Linked DNA regions of Homo sapiens: region 2 is linked to region 1. Evidence: chromatin contacts called from ENCODE Hi-C or POLR2A ChIA-PET data. All regions are on one chromosome and are shown on one strand. The core of a region is the stretch at or near the end of the contact, and the rest is flanking DNA. Distances in the headings are between cores, read along the strand shown.

Evidence for each region. Hi-C counts contacts between places; a loop is a spot of excess contacts on that map. ChIA-PET counts read pairs that join two places held with the same protein, here RNA polymerase II (POLR2A). Pooled maps may share reads with other maps.
Region 2: a loop to region 1 is called in a pooled map, with 3 times the contacts of the local background. The contact joins the enhancer-like site here to the promoter of LINC00528 in region 1. A Hi-C loop is called at or near these places in 2 of 50 pooled maps. POLR2A ChIA-PET finds 5 or more read pairs at or near these places in 3 of 52 experiments (H1, PC-3 and WTC11).

Annotation. Positions count from the first base shown.
Region 1 is chr22:17,776,007-17,783,134 of GRCh38, forward strand. It overlaps LINC00528 (long intergenic non-protein coding RNA 528), which reads left to right and starts at 1,284. Exons shown (of 1, transcript NR_103718.1): 1 at 1,284-3,475. RefSeq lists enhancers at 1,319-1,798, 3,279-3,328, 3,596-4,503, 5,174-6,187, 5,549-5,998.
Region 2 is chr22:17,959,832-17,966,364 of GRCh38, forward strand. The region is part of intron 1 of MICAL3 (microtubule associated monooxygenase, calponin and LIM domain containing 3); the gene reads right to left. Among named protein-coding and RNA genes, the nearest start is that of MIR648, 18 kb to the right of the region's middle. RefSeq lists an enhancer at 908-1,624. Within about 2 kb of position 4,965, at least 3 of the 41 ENCODE cell types and tissues checked have a DNase peak (open chromatin) inside an H3K27ac peak, as active enhancers do.

The DNA of each region.
Region 1 (7,128 bases), core at 34-2,533:
CTCCAGCAGCCTGGATGAGCAGTTGGATTTTATCCTCAGCACTGTGGGGGCCACTGGCCCTGTCATGCAGGGCAGGACCTGTACCAATTGGCCCCCACAGTCTCTGCCTCTCCTGTTGGCTTTTTGCAGGTCTCTCAAGTGCTTCTTACAGTCAGGGTAGAGCCTCCCCGCCTCAATCCTCCCTGTCCTGATCTGCTGCCTCTATGATGCTTTGGGCTTCAAAATCTGTCTGCAGTATTTGTAAAATGAGAGAGGGTGATGTTTCCTGCAAAACAACCACTTCAAAAAGAAAGGGGGGCGGGGTGCCAGAAAACAATTCAGGGGGTGACGGACTGGGGGGCTATGGAAGGGTCCAGGGAAATTCCGGGGATGATGGGATTCTTCTATACAGGGATTGTGGTGGATGCCACACAATTGTACACTTTTGTGAGAACTCTGCACGAAGAATGGTGAGTTTTACTGTATGTAAAATTATACCTTAATTAACAAATGAAACAATATACACATACATGAGAGAATGATGACTTTATTTTTTTTTTTGAAACAGGATCTAGCTCTGTCACCCATGCTGGAGTGCAGTGGTGTGATCACAGCTCACTGCAGCCTTGACCTCCCAGGCTCGAGTGATCCTCCTGCCTCAGCCTCCCAAGTATCTGGGACTGCAGGCATGCACCGCCACGCCTGGCTAATTTTTTAAAAATTTTTTTTAGACGGAGTCTGGCTGTGTCACCCATGCTGGAGTGCAATGGTGTGATTTCCGCTCACTGCAACTTCTGCCTCCCGGGTTCAAGTGATTCTCCAGCCTCAGCCTCCCAAGTAGCTGGGATTACAGGCACCCACCACCATGATTGGCTGGCTAATTTTTGTATTTTTAGTAGAGACGGGGTTTCACCATATTGGCCAGGCTGTTCTCGAACTCCTGACCTCAGGTGATCTGCCCGCCTCAGACTCCCAGAGTGCTGGGATTACAGGCGTGTGCCACCACACCTGGCCTTTTTTTTTTTTTTTTTTTTTTTTTTTTGGGACAGGGTCTTGCTATGTTCCCCAGGCTGGTCTTGAACTCCTGGGCTCAAGTAATCCTCCCACCTCGGCCTCCCAAAGTGCTGGGGTTACAGGCATGAACCACTGCACCCGACCTGAATGATGTTTTTGGCAATGAAAATGAAACACAAAATCCAGCAAGGTTTGACGGGGAAGGCGAGCTGGCGACCACATAGTCACAGTCGGCCTTTGCTTCCGCTTTATGCTGCAGTTTCTCACTGTCACTTCCTGCCACCGGGCTCGTCTTCCTGTGAAAATTCAGCCCCTCTTCCTCAGTTACCCCTTTGCAACAGAACGAGGCCGGCATTTTCTAAAGCGTCCTTGAGGAGTCCAGTTCCTAAAAGATTATTTCAGAGTCCACTGTTGTGGGCTGACTTGAATGCTCTCAAAATTCGTAAGTTGAAGCCCTGACCCCCAGGACCTCAGAACGTGACTGTGCTTGGACACAGGGACTTTCCAGAGGTGATTAAGGTGAAGTGAGGTCACTGGATGGCCCTCCTCCTATCTGACTGGTGTCCTGATGGGGACGCGGACACCCACACAGGAACGGACCCGGGGAGAACAACACATCGTCTCTGCGCCAGGGAGAGAGGCGTCCGGGGAACCCAGCCGTGCCCACGCATTTATCTCCGCCTTCCGGCTCAGAATTGTGAGGAAACCCGCTTCTGTTGTGCAAGTCCCGGGTCTGTGGTGCTCGGCCATGGCGCCCCCAGAACTGCATCCCCACCTTCTGCTCTGAGCCACCCATCCCCTCTGGAAGGGCTGAGCTTCTCTCCCTTTCCACCTTCTGTTCTGAGCCACCCGTCCCCTCCAGAAGGGCTGAGCTTCTCTCTCTTTCACTGCCTATGCTCTGGGAAACTTTCAGAATCCCCAGGCTGTTTCTGGAATAGTCTGGGATGGTCATTTTCGGTCCTCACAGAACCGGGGGTTTGGAAAGTAGGTGAAGCCATATGGGTTGCAGAGAATCTGGCCCAGCCCCTCACTAGTCCCTGTGCTTGTTAGTTATTCTTTAATTACTTGGATATCAACTCTGATTTAAAACATCAATTTAACATACAGATAATGCTGGGACTGCAGCTTCGCCAGGTGGCCTTCCTCTCCCGGTCTCGGGAGGCGTCACCCCCATCTTGTCCCCCCAAGATCAAGCGAAAAGGGCAAAGTTATCTTTTTTTTTTGCAAAATTCAAACCTTTCCCTCCTTCCCAGGTCTGGGTCACTTGCGACCCTCCTCTCAGGCTGCTTCTGACAGGCCCAAGTCACAGCCAACTTCAGGGGAGCTGTGTTGGATCCCTCCAAACTCCGGGAATGATGTGACCTCCCCGGCGCTCACCCTGGGCCTCTAGGTTAGACTCAGCCCAGACCCTGGCTCACAGGGAAGCAGAGCCCATGGCTGGCCTCCACCCGCTCAGACGCCCGCACACAGGCCAGGGGAGGGCTTGGGGGCAGCTCTGGGAGGGTCCCTGTTTGCGCTGTGGGTGTCCAAGGCTGGGTGTGCAGAGCTGAGGTTGCCACACACCTGAGGGACTCTCGCATAAGGATGGCGCAGGGCTGGAAGCTGGACTGAGACAGTGAATGAGACAGCGCTGCCGGCTCTCTCCGCGCCGTGGACTGGCTCCTAGGCAGTCTCACGAGCAAGTGTGCTGTTGCTCGTGCACGTGTGTTTTAACTGAGATGTGAGCTGGCGCGTTTTCTCCACCCGGCTCCATCTGCTGGGTCCCTCCACATTGCTGCGCGTGTGCCTCCAGTGCCATGGGGTCCCCACTGTGGGCAGCCCTGCATTTTGCCCAACTGCCTCCCAAACCATGGAACCCCAGTGACCTCCAACTTGCCGCCATGACGAGCCACTCTCATTCATATCCTCAAACACGGTGCTCTGAGCCCGAATGAGGGTTTCTTTAGAGAGATATCTGGGGACCAAACTGTAGGGACAGAGCTCCCGTCTAAGGTGGGCCTGTGGTGAGGTCTCCCCAGTGGTACACTTTAATCCCACAGCAGGGCTTGCAGGCCGCCCTGCTCCATCCCCACCAACACTGGGCAGGATCTAGCCTCCAAACCTTTGCCAGTCTAATAGTATAAAATGATAGCTCGGTGCTATTTTGGTTTTGCATTTCCATGGTGAACAATGAGTTTGAGAGTTTTTGTTCAAAAGTCCTTTGGGAGTTCGAGACCAGACTGGGCCACCAGGAGTTCAAGACCAGCCCGGGCAATTCAGTGAGATGTTCATCTCTACAAAAAATAAGAAAGATAAAAAATTAGCCAGGCATGTTTGTGTGTGCCTGTGGTCCCAGCTCCTCAGGAGGCTGAGGTGGGAGGATGGCTTGACCCCGGGAGGTGGAGGCTGCAGTGAGTTGTGATCGTGTCAGTGCACGGCTAGCCTGGGCAACAGAGTGAGACCCCGTTTCTAAAATAAAAATAAAAAACAAAAGAGAAAAGTCCTTTGGGTTTCGTCTTGGTATTACTCAGCAGAGGACAGAGGTGTCAGTTTCCATCCTCCGGCAAGCAGATGCTGAGACAAAGCTCGGTGGGAGGTGACACCCAAGAGGAAGGGGCGGGATTGGACAGGGACAGCCTTCAGATCACAATGGGGATCGGACCCCTGGGAGGGGAGAGAGGGAGGAAGAGAACTGGTCGGCTGTGAAGCAGATCTGATAGGGCCCTGCTGCGACACCAACAGCAGCTCAGGGCCAAGGATGCTGTTGCAGGAACAAGGGACAGACCCCCCATACCACTGGCTCAGTGCCTGGAGCACGTGGCCTCTGTGGCTGCAGCCCGAGGCTGTCGGCTGAGGCACTCCACACACCTGGAGAGCACGTTCTCTGTGGAAGGAGACTGCAGCATTCCCACGGCTCCAGAGCAGTAGTGGCGGCACCTGGAGAAAGAAGTCCACCACCTTCCTGATGGCGGACTCTTTCTGCAGGCTCGCTGCAGTAACAGACTGGGAGCTCCGGACCTGGCGTATTGCTAGCTCAGTCTGACGGGGTCCCGGCTTTCCTCTGAGGTTCTCCTCCCAAGAGTGCCGAGATTGATGCTGTCCCATCCAGCGTCTCCGCGGTCACCAGCTCTTCACATCCCTGGGTGAAGATGGGGAGACAGTGCGCGTAGCTTACTCCCGAGTGACTTGGGATAGAAGCCACGGCACAGAACTCTACAAGGGACACTGGTGCACTGAAGAGCAGGGTGCGGTTCTGACCAGAAGCATCTGTGCATCTGGAGGGCAGAGGGTGCGTGGGCACGGGGGTCTGGGCAGGCCTCCCAGGGCAGAGGTCAAGAGGAGGGCGGGAGGCCTCTAGCTTGGTGGTTAAGAGCTCAGCCTTCAGAGTTTGTTTTCTCAGCTCTATCCTTGACGAGCTTCGTGAGCTGTAACTGGCCAGGGGCTGCCCCCAGAAAAGCTGGCCTCCAGCTCCCCGCATCCTGAGGCCCCAGATCAAGTTTCTTGGGCCCCAATTTCCTGTCATCAAAGAGATGATAGTACATTCCTCAGAGGCGGGCTGTGAATACATGAAACGCAAGGTCTTAGGCACCCAGCATGCGCTCAGGAAGCGTGGCTTGTGATTACCCGGCAGTGCGGTGGGAGGCTCCTAGCAGCTGTGTGTGCTGTGAGTGGGGTGGCTGGGGTCCCTGTGGGAGGTGCTTCAGAGTGGGGGCTGGATGGCGGCTCCCGAGGGGCATGGGGAGAAAGACAGGAGCAGAGGGGCTGCCACGCACTGCCCTTTTCCCCTTCCACCCCAGTCCCCTTCTCAGTGCACCCTTGGAACTTCACCCCCTCCCTGCCAGCTGCCCCCACCGCCTTCCCCTGTCCTGAAGCCCCTGTCCCTACCATCCGCCCCAGACACTTCCATGCTCTTCTTGAGGGTGGGCTGTCTCCAGGTGCCGCTCATTCCCCGGCCGGGCTGCTGTGCTCTCACTGAAGCTCAGGTGCTCTCAGAAGCAGAAGGAATGAGGGGTGGAGGGGCCAGTGTCCTCCTGGCCTGAGGACAGGGCTGGGGAGGCAGGGGCAGAGGTGGCCTGTCCCCTGCTGGCCAGGGCTGACACGCGGTAATGGCTATTACCAAGTGGGCCATTTCTCCCTCCTGCCCCTCCAGGCATCTCATCCCCCCACACTGCAGGAGGTGAGGTCTGCACAAGGCCTCTGCTCCCCTGGGAATAAGCCCATGCGTTCCATGGTGCCTCCTAAGCCCCTGAACTGGAGCCCACCCCAGTACTGGCGGGGGCCTGATTGCTGGAGTGAAGGCTTCCTCCTTCCTGGCCACCCCATTCCCCTCATCTCTGGGACAGAAACCGACAATAAACGCCTGCCCGAGACCTGGGTTGGAAAAACAGAGTGAACACACACCATCACATGGCAGGAGGCCAGGTGCACAGAGCCCTCCCTGCAGTTAGTTCCCCAGGAACTGGGGCTGCAGGGATGGCCCAGAGCTCTCAGCCAACATCAAAGGGCCACAGCACCGGGGCTGGTGGCTCCTGGCCAAGTCAGCACCGACCACAGAGCTCCCCTCTCTGCCTAGACCCAGGGCTCTGCCCTGACAGCCTAGAGAAGGGCCTGGCTGGTGGTGCCTGGCTGGGTGGCTCCCTGCCTAGGAGGTGCTTTCCCCAAGCGCTGGGCCTTGAAGGGCCGGTGGGTTGTGAGGGCAAGAGTCTTGCTAGAGGAGAGGGGAGAGATGGCGAGATGCAGGACCAGAGCCTGGGGGGGTGAAAATCATGTTCACCCCCATGGTGAAATCACGGCCATGGTGAAGACCAGTCCCACCCACTGAGCGGAGGCAAGTAGACCCCAGGAATTCCCCAGCCCCGCTGCTGGGTGGGTGTGACCCTGCAGAAGCTCTGGGAGGCTGGCATGACTCAGCTGTTGCAGAAAGACCAGTCTGGGGTTTCCCATATTGCTTCAAGCAGCCTTTTCCCTGGGACTGCTCTATCTAATGCCAACAACCCTCAGCTGCTAGTGAGCCCTCGCCACCAACTTTCAGAGGGCTAACTCCTAAGGCCCAAGGGCTGGAAAACTCCAAGCACAGCCCTCCCAGAGTCTGGCTGTGGCTCAGAATGGGTGCTGGGGCAGGGCGAGCAGGATTTCCCAGAGGGAGCTGGGCCCTCTGGCGTCCGCCCCAGGGCTGGCCCAGCCCAGGGACCCCCATGATATCCTTCCTCTCACCCTGCCCTTTCTGAAGTGAACTCTTTGGATATTGGCCAAATCACACCCAGCAGAGGGAAGGGAGTGGAGGTCCCGGTGTGGGGGTCCCGGCGTGGGGTGGCTGTGCCCAGCTGGAATGTTTTGCATGGTGATTTGTTAGAGGGATATTGAGCAGAGGGCAAACCACCACTGTGTCTAGCATTCTGCTCAAAGGTGCAGAAACCAAGACTGCCACGTGCAGAGTGAACGGCCCAGGCTGTGGCCCCCCGGGGAGGGGCTGAGTCTCAGCACTGCAGCCTTATGCTGTGCGCAGTTCAGACCTGCGATAGGCGAGAGGCCAGCAGACACACGCCTCGCCTTACGTGACGTTTCTGCCATCTTCATTCCTGTGTTCGCTTCTGTACCAAATCTCCCCCACACACGATCTGACCCCGTGGCATCCTTCCTTTCCTACAAACTGCACTGAGACCCAGGTGTCATCGTGAAGTTCATGCCAGCCAGAGGAGCCACTGTGGCGTTTCCGGCCATAGGCCTGGGCAGGAGCCGCTCCCAGGCGTGCCGTGGGCAGGGCCGGGTCAGCCTTCAGGGAAGAGATGCCTGTATGGGACCAACTCAGGCAGCCACAGAGGGATGGCCCAGCACCCCACAAAACCCAAAGTGCTCAGCGTCTAGGATCTGTTTACGGGGCAGAGAAGTGGATGTTCTTTTCCTGGTTCAAAGGTAGAAACAGGCTTGGAGAGCCGCACCCGGCATCAGCCAGCCAGGCAGACGCCTGGTCTAGCGCTTGGTTCTCACAGGCATGTGGCCTCCAGTAAAAGATCTTCCTGGAGAGAGGGATGAAGGCTCTTGGGATCATCTTTAGAGGTGCTGATGGAGAAGCGGGGGGGGGGGGCCTTCAGGTGGGTGTGTATCCCTTTATCTAGAATGCTTGGGACCAGAGGTGTTTCAATTTTTCAGATTTTG
Region 2 (6,533 bases), core at 3,715-6,214, 190 kb after region 1:
ATGGAAAGGGTACAGAAAAAAAAAATTAACTGGATGGAAGACAGACCTTATAAGGCAAGGCTGAAGGAACTGAACTCATTTGACATGGACGAAAAGCTCATGATACCTTCCCTACCTTCAAGACTCAATGGCATCCCAATGCCTAGGAGTGCACTCTGTAAGCAAAGAGCACTTAACGTCTGTGGATAAACTGATGAGCAAAAGGAGGCTTCTCTCTCAGCCTCATGGGGACACAGGAAGAGAAGGTGTGCACAGAAAGCAGCACCACAGTTCCCGGAAGGCATCTTCCCTCCAGGCTGAGCGCGGCTGTGGCTCCCTGCCCCAGCATGGCTAGCTCACTCCCATTCCTACAGTAGCTTCCGCATCTCTTCATGGGTGCTGTTCTCACTACACTGTTGCTACGGGCTCCGTGCTAGGCAGTGAGCTCACTGGGGGTCAGCGATTCATGTCCTCTTCCCCTGTGTGTATGTAGGCCTCTGTGTACATGCGTGTGCATGTGTCCTGAAGCCTGGTCCTAGGACATAATGGATGCAGAATAAATGAAGTCAGCAAATATTTACTGTTCACTCTATGTGCCAGGCACTGAAGGCAGAAGAGTGAACAAAACAAAAATTCCTGTCCTCATGGAGCTTCGTTCTAGTGAGGGGACAGGTACCACACATGCGAACCCAGCATATGGGAAGGAAACATGCACCCTGGAACACCCCGCCCAGGAGTGTGTGTGGGAAGGAGACTCCAGGAGCTCTGCGAACTGTTCTGGAACTGGACCTGTTCAGGATTGGCAAGGGGCTCCGGGAACAGATCCTGTGGGTGTGAGACTGTGTCCCCGTCCGCTTAGGGAAGGACCATGGGGGTGAGAGGGTGGGGGGAAGGAGGCAGATTTGGAAACAGACACCCGCCCCGGGGTCAGATTTGACCCAGGGGGGCCCGCAAAGTGGGGAAGGAGGAGAGGAAGCACTAAGCTGTGCCAGGGAGATTCTGAGGCGAGCAGGAGCAGAGCAAGGACCGAAGGAGCCAGCACGGGGTCACTGGGAGTCCTCCAGGCATGGAAAGAGCACGAGCTCAGCAGGAGGTGCTGGGTCATGAGGTGAGCAGGGCAACGAGACGGTGCGGGACCTGGTAGGCCACCTGGCAGCTTTGGCATTGACTGGGGTGCGAGGGGAACCACTGCAGGAGTCTGAGCAGGGAAGAATGACATCGCTACCGTGTGTTACCAGGGGCTCCTGGTTGCCAGCTGCCAGCACACCTAGGGACACCAGGGTGGGCATAGGGAAGCCAATCTGGAAGTGCCTGCAAAAATCCAGAGGATGGCTGGCGGTGGCCTGGCCTAGGAGTCAGTGTAGGTTGTAATGAGAAGCCAAACATGAAGGCAGGGCTCACAGGACCTGCTAATGGCTAAAACATGAGGTGTGAGAACCAGAAAGAAATGCAAAGATTTCTGGTCTGAGAACTGAAGAGATAATGAAAAAGAAGCTAACAAAAGCACAAACATAAATCTCCTTCCCGCTGGGTCCTACTAGAGGCAGCAGAAAGGATTGAATAACCCGCGGCCATTCTCACTGGGGGAGCGTCAGCCCCGGGCAACAGACACCTAGTGGAGGCCCCTTCCCCCTCAGATCTGACCAGGAGGGCATCAGTCTCCAAATCTGCCTCCTTCCCCCCACCCTCTCACCCCCATGGTCCTTCCCTAAGCGAAGGGGCACATAGTCTCACACCCATGGGATCTGCTCCCAGAGCCCCTTGCCAAGCCTGAACAGGTCCAGAACAGCTTTGCAGAGCTCCTGGAGTCCCCTTCCCACACACACTCCTGGGTGCCACTTCAGGAAGCAATCATATCTCCAACATGGCAGGAGGTGGCCCAGACTTGGGGTGTGGGTGGGAGAACAAGGCCTGCACCCCTAACCGACTCTGGGGCTGGGCCTGCCCTTAGCCATTCTAGAGTTAGCGCCCCTTCCAAGGCAGGCCCACCCCACCCCAACCCTGCTGCTGCCACCAGTGCCACGGCCTGCCTGCCTCCAGTTGCTCCTCTTCACCACCACCTCACCTTCCAATGGGCAAGTGGCGGGGCTGTGCAGTATCACAAGATCAGCCTTTGAAAATATCTGTTTGGGGTTTCCTTTCCTAGGCAAATCCATACAACCTATTCCCTAAACATTCAAACTAAGACAGACTATAGGACTTACAGAAAAATGGGTTCAAAATGAGGCAAAGATAGGAAAGTGCTTCTTACAGATAATTTTCAAGGCCAGTGACTGGAGAGAGGGGTAGGTCTGTCAATCGAGTGCTTGCTGACTGCACATATCACATGGCGTGTGACGACTGCTGGGAGAGGAAAGCGAGACATCATTCCAACCCTCCAGAAGCTAAAGATCCTGGAACTCAAGGGGAAAACTAACGTAAGTGCGAAAGCGAACAAGCAAACATGTCCTCAACTGGGCAGGCAGGCTGTCGGGGTACAGAGCTGGGATCTGGGAAGGAACAGAGAGGGCCGCTCAGGGAGAGGAAGCACAGTGCCACCGGAGGCACGCACTCAGCAGGCACTCGCAGGCTGGGCAGAGGTAGAGAAGCAGCGCTGCACAGGCAGGCAGCTGACCCAGGGCTCTTAGAGCCGGGCAGGAGAGCTGGTGTGGGACCTGGGAGGAGGACAGGAGCCTTCAAAGCAGCACCGCCTGATTGCAGCCAGGAGGGTAGCATCAAGGAAGATGGAACTGCGGCCAGGCCACATCCAGGGGTGCTCGAGCACAAGAAAAAAGGGGATGGGTTAGAACTGCAGCAGTGGGAACCAGAATTTAAAAAGGGAAAATTATTCGACAAATTTGGAGCACTAACTATGGCAGGTGTAGTTTTAGGTGCTAGGAATAAGCAATTTCCAAGGACCCTTTGAACAGAAATGAAGCAAATGAGCTACACAGGGCGGCATAAAAACCAGCTGCTGGTGTTACTCCCTTCTTATCTGTATCCTGTGAAAGGGCAGGAAGGTGACAAACACTTGTTTTTCTGTAGGTGCCCAGGTTGGTTTTGAACTCCTGGCCTCAAGGGATCCTCCTGCCTTAGCCTCAGGAGCACACCACCATGCCCAGCTAAATTTTTTTTTAAAAAATTTTAGAGACAGGGTCTCACTATGTTGCCCAGGCAGTCACGAACTCCTACCTTCAAGCAATCTTCCTGCCTCAGCCTCCCAAAGTGCTGAGATTAGAGGTGTGAGCCACCACACCTAGCCAGCGAGAAACACTTCTATTCCAATCAATAATTTAACTTCAGCTACAACCTTCCTAGACACAGATTTACTTACTTATTTTTGAAACGGGTCTCACTCTGTCGCCCAGACTGTAGTGCAGTGGGGTGATCTCAGCTCGCTGCACCCGCCGCCTCCCAGGCTCAAGTGGTCCTCCCACCTCAGCCTCCCAAGTAGCTGGGACTACAGGCATGTGTCATCACGCCTGGCTAATTTCTGTATTTTTGTAGAGACAGGGTTTCAACATGTTGCCCAAGCTGGACACAGGATGTTTAAAGGAAGACTGTTAGGGACACCCATGGCGTGAGATGAAATGACAGCCATCTCCATTCTTTAATGACAATGATTTTGCTCCCCTTGCCTTCACATAAATGCGGGCTAAGGACCTGACAGTCCCTATCTCCCAAGCACTGACGCAGGAGAGCTGTGAACACGTGATGGGCCTCCGTCGCCGGTTCCTTACCCTGCCACGGCCAAGCGCCATCCTGCCTCCATGCAACCCCAAGGAGAGGAGGGCAGTGAGCATCTCTGACACCCCTTGGCACTGAGGTGAGACTCTTCCTGTGAGCCCGCACCCCATCAACGTGCTCCATAAGCCATAGGAGTCACCACAAACTTCGCAAGTGGATAATAGTCAGGCCTCACTGAAGACACAGCTACCCATGCTGATCCAGCCAGGAGGGTCGCTTCTGTGTCTCCTCCTACTCCACACCCACATGAATCCCACAGGCCGATCATTGCCTTGCAAGGTAAGATGCCCTGGTGCAGACAAGGAGCCGCTTTACCCATCAGGCTACCAGCTGAGGGTCAAATAGGCACAAGGTCGTGGGGACATATTTTAAGGACGTGGTCCCTACTCTTGCTGCATTTATAATACACAGTACAATCTGAGACCCTCGCAAATTTTGTAACACAATGGCAATAACAACCATTATTGGTTACCAACTAATTGGTACCATTAAGGTAATAACAGAGAGACTTCCTTCTGGGCCTTCCCCAAAGGCAGACAAAGGTTGGTTTGCTTCCTAATCTCAGTCTCCAGGACATTACAAACAAAGGATTCAAAATGGTGTTACTACTGGAGCTGGAATTCCGTGTTCTAACAAGAATGAAGAAAAGAGCCAATCAAGACCCAAAAAATCTGCCTCTCCTCAGCTCAAGAGGAAGAAGGCCAGCCTGCTGTTGCCCTCTGTCCCTGCATTCCACAGCACCAGGCTCTTCCCTCACATCCCTCTCCTCACATTCTTACCTTATATGATTGAGGCCAAATATGCAAAGCCCCGTCTCCCAGCCATGTACACAGTAGCTGCTGGCTGAGGACACTGCTGCCAACGCCACAGGCCCCAGCGAACAGCCCTGACTCTTATGTGATGATCTGCTTTTGGGTCCTGTCACTATCTGCGCACACAGCACACGTCCACATGTATCACTGACCAACCCTAACAGGGCAAGGGTGGGGATGTCAGAGATTAGCTCCACAGGACTTGGACCCTACGTGAAGATTAAAAATTTAAAATCAAACTCGGGCATTTCTGCCATCTGTAACCCACCTCCACACTAGAACCCTCTGACAGAAAGTTTCTGTGAGTAGGGAAATCTGGTCCACAAATAAGCTGTCCCTTTAAAGATCTGCAGCAACTTAAAACCAGCTGGTTTCTGGTACAAGCCAGTCCTCAGAAAGTAACTCTCACTTCAACTACAGAGGATAAGGTCCAATGATTTTGAGTTTTGTTTTAAAAAACAAAGCAAAACAAAAACCCCGAATTGCTCAGCTGGGACACTGGCTGGTTCAGGAGGGCTGGGGGTTTTCAGAAGCAGCAGCCGCATGGCACTGCTGACCGTAAGCGCACTGCTAAACTGAAGCGCGGTGGAGGTCTGGGAAAAGGGGAAAGCAAACACTCCAAAACAGAAACGCCATCGCTGAAAGGGCACAGAGCAGGTGCGGGCCTGCCCCCAGGTGTCTCCCACTCCCTGCGGTAGGAAGTCCTCTGACAGAGGGAGGAAACTGGGCCAAAGGAAATCCATGCATCCGCTGCTCTCCTTTCCCTCCTTCCCCTTCTATTTAAAAAGAAGAGAGTTTGAGACCAGCCTGGGCAACACAGTGAGACCCCGTCTCCAAAAAAAAAAAAAAAAAAAAGGAAGGGAACTATTTCTGTGCCTGAGAATGGCTGTGCTTGCGAGAGTCCTTCTGTATCAGAAAGCAATGACTTTTTACAGGATTGCAATAATACCCGGAACCCCTAAAAGACCCTGGAACTGGCACAAGGGTGCCTATAATTTCAATGCTTAAGAGAGGTCCTGAAGGCATGTCACTAACACAATGATTAGAGACCATTTCTTACCACACATCAGAGAGTCTTCATGCTTTGGTCTCCTACCTTAGAGAAAGCACTGACTCCATTCATCCCAAGGACTGAAATAATGGTGCTGATGAAGATGAGGCCCCCAGGAATAACTGCAGCTATAGTGTATTCATCACTTACTACTGATATACTGATTGTCACTGTGAGTTAAGTATTTAATACAGCGATCAGCCTCATGTGATAGACAAGAAAAAGGAGACAGAGAGGCTACGTAACTTGCCCCAAGTCACACAGTAAGAGCTGACACCTGATCCCAGGAAGCCTGGAACCGTGAACACTAAGTAGCCTCTCTACTGATATCTGCTATCATCTTAATCCAGAAACCACCCTGTAAGTAGTTATAATTATCTGCAAGTTACAGATAAGGGGGAAAATAGAATTAAGAAAGGTCAGATCACTTGTCCAACTAGTAAGCTATAAAGCCAGGAGTCAAAAATCCAGGTCTCCAACCTCCACATTCTATGCCTTTTCACTACACTGCACTCGAGGGTGGTCTGACCAACCACCACGGGACCAACCACCGTGGGACTTCCATGTAGACAGCTGTTCCCAGGACCAGAAGAAATAATACTGGGCCACAGGGCACACAGGCAATGAAGAGTCAACACACATGAACTAGAGAGGAGTCGGAGGTAACTCCATGCCATGCAGGATCTGCCATCTGCTGCCAGCTTCATCATTCTCAGACAGAACCCTCATCCTGCCACATCCTGCTTGACAACCACACACGTTTCCTTATCATCCACTGCTTCATGCCTCCCATCGAATTTCCAGTCCCTGACTCTGGCCACCCAGCTTCATCCCACTTTCCCTGAGATAACTGCCCTCCAAAGTGGCCCCACAGCCTGTGGGCACATTCCACTCCCTCGGGCCTGGGTGTGGTTCCCCACACCTGAGCGCTCCTCCTCCCCTCTCCAGCCTTATTCCAGAACCCC